Regions from separate parts of the Homo sapiens genome. Here region 1 is linked to region 2. A link is a loop called in an ENCODE intact Hi-C map of the cell type or tissue named here. Cell type or tissue: PC-9. All regions are shown on one strand.

What was found. A loop is a pair of places that touch in the nucleus more often than their neighbours do. Peaks named below come from ENCODE experiments on the same cell type or tissue, not always from the same donor. Only the 100,000 strongest peaks of a DNase experiment are listed, where the experiment ranks them.
Region 1: it touches region 2 in a loop (17-fold over the local background); 7 of 110 quality-filtered maps call a loop at or near these places.

The regions. Positions count from the first base shown.
Region 1 is chr2:217,093,501-217,097,500 of GRCh38, forward strand. No RefSeq gene overlaps it. Among named protein-coding and RNA genes, the nearest start is that of DIRC3-AS1, 190 kb to the right of the region's middle. In PC-9, no CTCF peak of the experiment used is centred here; a DNase peak (open chromatin) is centred at 2,441.
Region 2 is chr2:216,690,040-216,694,039 of GRCh38, forward strand. The region is part of intron 1 of IGFBP5 (insulin like growth factor binding protein 5); the gene reads right to left. LOC124900515 (a long non-coding RNA gene) reads right to left here and starts at 1,525. Exons shown (of 2, transcript XR_007088080.1): 1 at 1,417-1,525; 2 at 1-388. In PC-9, no CTCF peak of the experiment used is centred here; a DNase peak (open chromatin) is centred at 2,452; H3K4me3 peaks cover 1,819 bases.

The DNA of each region.
Region 1 (4,000 bases), 400 kb after region 2:
GACCCCTGTGGATACCAAAATTTGCAGATGTTCAAGTCCCTTATATAAAATGGAATAGTATTTACATTAACTTACACATGTCCTCCTGTATGCTTTAAATCATCTCTAGATTACTTTTAATACCTAATACAATGTAAATGCTATATAAGTTGTTGTTATACTGTATTATTTAGAGAATAATGACAAGAAAAAAGTCTGTACATGTTCATTACAGATGCAACAATGTTGTTTTTCTGAATATTTTTTCCAAGGTTGGTTGAAACCATAGATCTGGAACCCAAGGATATGGAGGGTTGACAGAGTTCATATCCAAAATAGATAAGAAACTCATACAATTCAACAGGAAATAAATAACCTGCTTAAAAAATAGGCAAAAAAGTACTTACAAAGACATAGATATTTTTCCAAAAAAGACATACAGATGGCCAATAGGTATAGAAAAGATGTTCAACATCCCTAATCATCATGGAAATGCAAATCAAAACCACAATGAGCTATCACCTCACACCTGTTAGAATAGCTGTCATCAGAAGGACAAAAGACAACAAGTGTTGGTGAGGATGTGGAGAAAAGGGGATACTTATACACGGTTGGTGGGAATGGAGCTTGATATAGCCATTATAGAAAAGAGTATGGAGGTTCCATAAAAATAGAGCTACCATATGATCCAGCAATTTCATTTCTGGGTATATATCTGAAGGAAATTAAATCAGTTTTTAAGGAGATATCTGCCCTCCCAAGTTCATTGTATTGTTATTTACAATAGCCAAATTATGAACACAGCCTATGTCTGTTGGTAGACAAATACAATAAATTGTGGTATATATATGCCACAATGTCTTTATTCATATATATAGGAAAATTATTCAGCCTTAAAAAGGAAGGAAATCCTACCATTAGTGACAACCTGGAGGACATTATGCCAAGTAAAATAAGCCATGGACAGAAAGAAAAACACTACATGATCTGACTTATATGTGGAATCTAAAAGAGTTAAATTTATAGAAGCAGAGAGTAGAATGGTGGTTACCAGGGGTGGAGGCATAGGGGAATTGGGTAGAGGTTGGTGAAAGAATACAAAGTTTCACTTACGCAGGATGTGTAAATTCTGGAGAGCTAATGTACAGTGTGGGGACTAGAGTGAATAATAATGTATTGCAGTGGTCCCCAATGTTTTTGACACCGGGGACTGGTTCTGTGGAAGACAACTTTTCCATGGACCAGGATGGGGGGATGGTTTCAGGATAATTCAAGCACATTACATTTATTGTGTACTTTATTTCTATTCTTATTTCATTGTAATATACAATGAAATAATTATACAACTCACCATAATGTAGAATCAGTGGGAGCCCTGAGCTTGTTTTCCTGCAACTAGATAGTCCCATCTGGAGGTGACAAGAGACAGTGACAGATCATCAGGCATTAGATTCTCATGAGGAGTGTGCAACCTAGATCCCTCAAATGTATAGTTCACAATAGGGTTTGTGCTCCTGTGAGAATCTGATGCCACCACTGATCTTACAGGAGGTGAAGCTCAGGCGGTAATGTGAGTGATGGGGAGCTGCTGTAAATACAGATGAAGCTTTGCTCTTGCCTACCCGCCGCCCACTTCATTACCACGAGAGCTAGGAAGAAGTAAGGAAGGAGCCTCTGCAATGTGGCCCAGGTCCTAACAGGCCACAGACCCGTACTGGTCCATGGTCCAGGGATTGGGGATCCCTGCTGTATCATATACTTGACATTTGCTAAGAGAGTAGATCTTGTGTTCTTAACACACACACACACACACACACACACACACACACACACACGGTACCTATGGGAAGACATGGATATGTTACTTAGCCTGATTGTAGTATTCAGTTGTACATCTTAGATATATACAATTATGATTTAAAAAAGAAAAAGGAAACAGAGACACACAGGAAGAATGTCATGTGATAATGACAGCGAGTGTCATCTGCAAACCAAGGAACTCCATGCAGCTGCAAGTCAAGGAACACCAGGGCTCCACAGCCACCTCCAGGGCTAGGAAGAAGTAGGGAAGGAGTCTCAGAGGGAACATGGCTCTGCTGACACCTTGATTTCAGACTTCATGCCTCCAAAACTGGGAGAATAAACTTTTGTTGTTTTAAGTCACCTAATTGGTGGCACTGTGTTGCAGCAGCCACAGGAATTTAAGTGCACTTGGACCCATGGAAGTCGCTGCTGTGCTCTCCAGCTATCAGCTCATGAAGGCAGGACTTACAAAGAAACTCCTCTGCCCATCAAAGTGCATGTCAGAGCGTCATTGAATCTTAGGGGGACGAGTTAGCAAACAAAAACCTGCCTTCCTAACCAGGCAAAATGATAAAAGTTGATTTTATTCCTTACATCTCCTTTCGGGTTTGGTGTTATCTTTCAACACTGATATGCCAAAAGGTTCTATGGGGCATGAGAGAGGTGGGGATAGTCAAATGACTAAACCATTAGCAATGTGCCCACATTTCCTGAAAGACTGTGGGAGGACACAATATATGAAGTACCTTACCACCTATGCACATCATTCTAGTCAGAATACTAATTTGTTAACTGATTGATTTCTTGCCATATTATATAAAAAGTTAGGGTCAAAATTATCAGACAGCTCTACTCTTATGCTAATGGAAAAGGAATACTTTAGACATAGATGTTGTGAGCAAAGTGAAATTACACACCAGGGCAATTATGTGGAGATCTTGAGGCAAGGAGCACTCCTACCTTCTGATACAGAAAGAAAAGGGAAGCTCTGTCTGCTCTGAAAATACCCAATCTGGAAAGCTATGGATTCGATTATTTCCTTTATGATCCCCCAACAGAAGATAGATTTTCAGAGGTCCTACCTGGATACCTGGAGATGGGATGGTGGGTCTTGCTGAGCACCTGTAAGGTCTGGTAAGGATGACATAATTCAGGACTGGGCTGTTTTGGGCTTTCATTCAGTGAACCTGAATCCCATACTTCAAACCATTAGGAAGAGTCCTATGCCTCCCCAGATAACTATTCAACTAGACTATGGGTCAGTTGACTTCAGCTTGATGGATTTAGTGGAGAATAGAAATTATCTGCCCTCACTCTTCTCATAGAAGTCATGCAATCTGGGGTTTCTCTAACTTGCTGGGGTGAAGAAAAGGGGAAGAGGAGGTCAAAAGGGGGGTTGTTGAAGAGAAGAGGTACAGAAGAAAGAGATAAGGAAGTAAAAACCAGTCACATTTAAATTCTATCCAGAGAGAGCATGCATTTATGAGCATATGTGTGTCACATAAGTACGTATTCTAAGGCAAACCTAACAGGGAGAAGATTCTCAATGTAAGCACAGAACTTTCATCTGTGGTTGACCTCCTAGTGCCCCAAGTTACACGAGACCCTAGGGACAAGGGGGGCTTTGCTCCCTCAGGAAAAAAAGCCATTCTCTCATTCTGTGTCAAGACCCTGGAGGCTCTTTGACGTCAGAACTGCTCACCCCACCTCCCTTTGGCCTTTGGTGGATGCTGCTCCCAGACCCCCTTGGAAGTCCCATCCTTCACAGAGACGTTTTTACTGCTCTTATCTTCCCACAAACTACCCCTCTCCCAGACCCTAGGAAATCAAAGTGCTAGGAATGACATGGTGCCTTTGTGGAGAAATGAAGACGGTTTTGTCCCCGCAGGCTCCCAGAAGCCTGCAGTGATTGAGGGAGTTTGGGCGTGGCAAAGAGCTAGGGAGGAGCAGGGCCTTCAGCCAGTCCCATGGCCAACGAGAAGGTACCAGGGCAGCCCCTGCCCACATGGGGAAGGACGAAGACCCTCATCACAGAATTCTCATTCACTGTCTGGTTCACTGTTGGGTCAGTGTTGCCAGATCCCAGTTTTCTCCATGAGGTAGGTCTATTTCCCAAGCCATAGAAATGTTGGGGGAAGGAGATTCTATTGAGAAAGTGTGCTAGAAACTCAGAATTTGAAAATTTGAAGGAAATGGAAAGTTCATACAAAAAGACCCT
Region 2 (4,000 bases):
AAAAGGGGGGGATTTCACTGGTATTGGGGGAGGGGAGTAGAAGCCTACACTGCCATCCTTGTTTATTTTATTATTTATTTTTGCAAGTATGTAATCAATGTGTAATCAGTCTTACTGTTTTGAATAACATGTCCTGATTGCAATTTAAGGATAGTCTCTGGGAATTGCAGCTTTTGGACCAACTGTAGAGAAAAAGCAAATGTAAAACTAAACAAACCCCTCCAAATCGCCTGCTTGACTCAACGCAGCCATTCTCCCACCCTCTTCCCTTCTGCTCTGGCCCCTGGTTGGTACCTGCTCTTTATGATCTTCTTCCAGTTTCTGGATGTAGTGGGTCTGGAGTGTGGTGATCTCTTCTCCAGAGTTTTATTTTCCACACACTAAATATCTTAAAAGTTTCATAGGCATTGCTCAGGTACAAAGTAGAAACTTTAGACAAGTATTACCTTCCCTTCCCGCTGGCTTCTTCGCTCCATTAAGGGGGCCAGGGCTTCTGCAGGGAATTCCTGCTCCCATGCCCTTTGCTGTAACCCTCACGATGACCTCTGGCTCCTAGGGTCAGGCTGGTCCACCCTCTGCAGCTGCAGGCCCACCTGCCTGCTCAAATCCAGCCCAAGCCCCGGGACTAACTCACAGCTGCTCTGACTTAAAACTCAAGCCCTCAGGGGATGCCTTAGAGTTGGGGTGGGGGGTCGGGGGGTGGATGGAGAAGGTCGGAGGGAAGAGTAGGAGGGAGGGGTGAGAAAGGGGAAAAAGAGAAATGGAAAGAATATGAGCTCTCACTAGGGCTAACTCTGCTTGTTCTTCCAGTCTGAGCTGACACAGCAGAAAGGTGGGGGAGGGGGGGCGGGGTGGGCGGGGGCGGGGGCGGTGGGCGGAGGTGGCGAGAAAAGTCCAGTTAAAGCCCCATCTCGTTTTCCCAACTCCCGTTTTGGTTGGCTCAGGGCACGCCATCCTCTCAAAGACTTGTTTCAGAGGGAGGGGGTGCGGGTGGGAAAGGAATTTGGCTCCTTCAGTTTTCCATGATCTTGCTCAACCCAGACATAAATTTGGCCAATAAACCTAACTCTGGAACTCGACTTCAACATGGCATTTTAGACCAGGCTTGGAGTTGAAGCCAGGGTGATGGAGGCCAAACCCCTCAAAGAAGCAAAGGCTGAATTCACTTTTATTTAGGTAATGCTTTTGCTTTCTTTTCCAGAAGCCTATTTTTTGTCCCACGGTGTCTCATTTCTTAATGACAGAACCGAAAGCCAGAACCCACGGCTCCCTACATCTTAAACTGAATGTCTCACCAGCACAGAGGAGACCTACCCGAACCCCGGTATCTATGCTGGGGACCAGCCCATCAAACCTCATTCCCCACCAAAAATGCCCGAAAGCAAACCCAGTACTTCCTTGACTCCCTCCACTCACCGCTATTTACTGAGCTTTGCCCATCAAATAACTCCCGTCTTTCATCTCCCTCCAGCCTCACACACATTCTTTTTTCCGTATCTATCTCTGCTCCTGAACTGGCCAGAATGAAATGCAGAGCCAGGCTCGCTCTCAGCACCCTGCTCTCGGGCCCACTCCCTCTCCAGTTGCTCAGCAACAGCCTAGCAAAACACCCTCTCCTCCGCCCTCTCCTTTCCCTCCCAGAGGCTTTGGCTGCCTGCCACCTCACTCTCTTCTGCTCCCCATTTCTGATTCCAGAAATGCACCTTTTTTGGGTTCTACATGTTTGGTTACATATAAATATATATAATATAGTATATACCATATATACAATATATAATTATATAGATATAATATGTCGTGTGTGTGTGTGTGTGTGTGTGTGTGTGTGTGTGTGTGTGTATGCTGCAACTGCGGGAGGGAGGGGGCAAATCCATATCTGCAAGCTCAGATTTTGGCGGGGGTGGGGGAGAGGAGGGAGGTAGGAGGTGTGTTGGGAAGCAGGAATTTTGGCTAAAGGACCAAAAGGGCACTCTCCCTCTCTCTGTCCATTTCTCTCTCCTTAAGAACGGTCTCTACACCATCTCCAACTTTTTGGGGACCCGCCCAGTGGTTGTCCGGCTAAAACGCCCTTTCCAGGAGCGCCCACTCCCATCCCATCTGTTCGGGAAGAAGATGTCGGCACCAGCAGCGGTGGAGCGCCGCCAACCCGCAACAGCAGCCGGCCGGGCACCTGCCTTCGGCGGGGTGGAGTCGGAGAGGAGTGCTGGGGAGGGGGCGGGTAGAAGAGGCGGCTTCGGGTTGGCCCAAAGGCACTCAGAAGGTGGGGGTTGAGCAAGGGGCGGCAGGGAATTCTACAGGGGATCTTGCTTGGGACTGAAGTGTCGTGTGTGTGTGTGTGTGTGTGTGTGTGTGTGTGTGTGTGTGATGCGCCCTCCGTGCTCGCCTAGCAATTGCGCGCGCGTGCGCTCTGCGTGTACACCCTTCACACTAGCCACATCACACTACACGCTTGGTAAATAATAAGTGGAGCCAGGATGCGGCTGAGTGACACCTTACGTTCTTTCGGTGTGACTGGATTGTTACCCAGGGCGGTGGCTCCCAAGCCGGGAAATCAATTAATGTTTTCCTTCTCCGCTAGGCTTTTCCAAATCCACATCCCCCAAGATGAAGGCGGGCAGGACCGCCTTTGAAAAGTGGATCTTAATAAAAATAATCTCACAAGCCGGTCTCTGGGGTTCCCAGAGCCTGCACATCCTCCCCTTTTCCTCTTTTTGCAGGCTGCAACCTGCAAAAAGATCGACTTTTTGCAGGTTTGGAGATCGACTACCTCTTGCAAAGCTAGAGGGGCTGGCCCCTGCGCCACTCAAACCCTGCAGGGTTTGCGGGGACTGAGGCTGAACACAGGAAGCTCTCCGGCCTCCTGGCAAGCGCGGACGCACTCCTCTCCTGCACTATAGTGACTGAAATTTGCACTTCAGAAAACTCATGTTAGGGTGCTCGTGAGTAACGGAAAGGGACAGGGAGGGAGAAGGGGATTGCCCCCGTAACTAAACTGTCTCCGTAACTAAACTACGCCAAATAAACATTGTTTAGCCAAGTTTTAACCCCTTTTGGAGAGAATCAATAGCCAGTTTGACGTCTTAGAACCCAGACTTTTATGTAGTTTATTTAACTTTTTTTTTTTTTAACTAAAGATCAGGTAACTCTTTCCAAAAAGAAACTCAGTCTAAGGGGGTAGAACTGTTCTGATTGAACAAGTAGCTGTGTCAATCATTTCAACCCTAGACTCCTGGCGCCGAGAATTTGGGGGCGGCGCAACCCGGGGGCGGGGCAAGCGGAGGCGAGGCTCCCAGTGCGTGGCTTTTCTGTCTCCGCCCCCTGAATTTTGCATTCTGCGTTTCCAGGGCCCCTCATGCACTTAATCCACACCCACTTGTGATCTGGTTTAAGAGATTGGGGAGGGCGGGGTGGGGGGATTGCGGAGGGAGGAATTGCGGGGCGGGGGTGGAGGTGGTGGTGGTGCCAGGAATCTGCATAGGCGAGGAAGTTGAAAGCTCTGAATCTCACATCCCCTTTTGCCTCCCAGCCCTATGTCCACCTTTCATCCTAGGTAAAATCTGAATTGGAGAGGGGGAAAAGGAATTAGATTCAGAAACGAACACCAGGCACAGAATACCAAACCCTTCCTTTCTACTCTTCCCCACCCCCACCCCGCACCCCCGCACTCCTAAAGTATTTTTTTCCCTTCCTGGGATAAAATAAAAGTCATTTTGCAGTTAAATATGTTTTACCATCTACCACAGGCAATCATCTTCAATAAAAAGCAATGGTTATGCACATGGGAGGGGCTTCAGGGCTCCCACCCGAAAGGCATTAGCTACCAAGGATGTGGGGTGTTTGTGGTGTGTGTGTAGGGGTGGAGGGATAGAAACGTCTGGAGGCACGGGGGTGGAGGGGCCAAGAGGGACAAAGGTGGAATTAGCTCAGAAGATAGGTAATGCCTCTCTCTCCAGGCCGCAATTAAAATAATATTTTAACAAAAGAGATTTTTTTTCCAAGT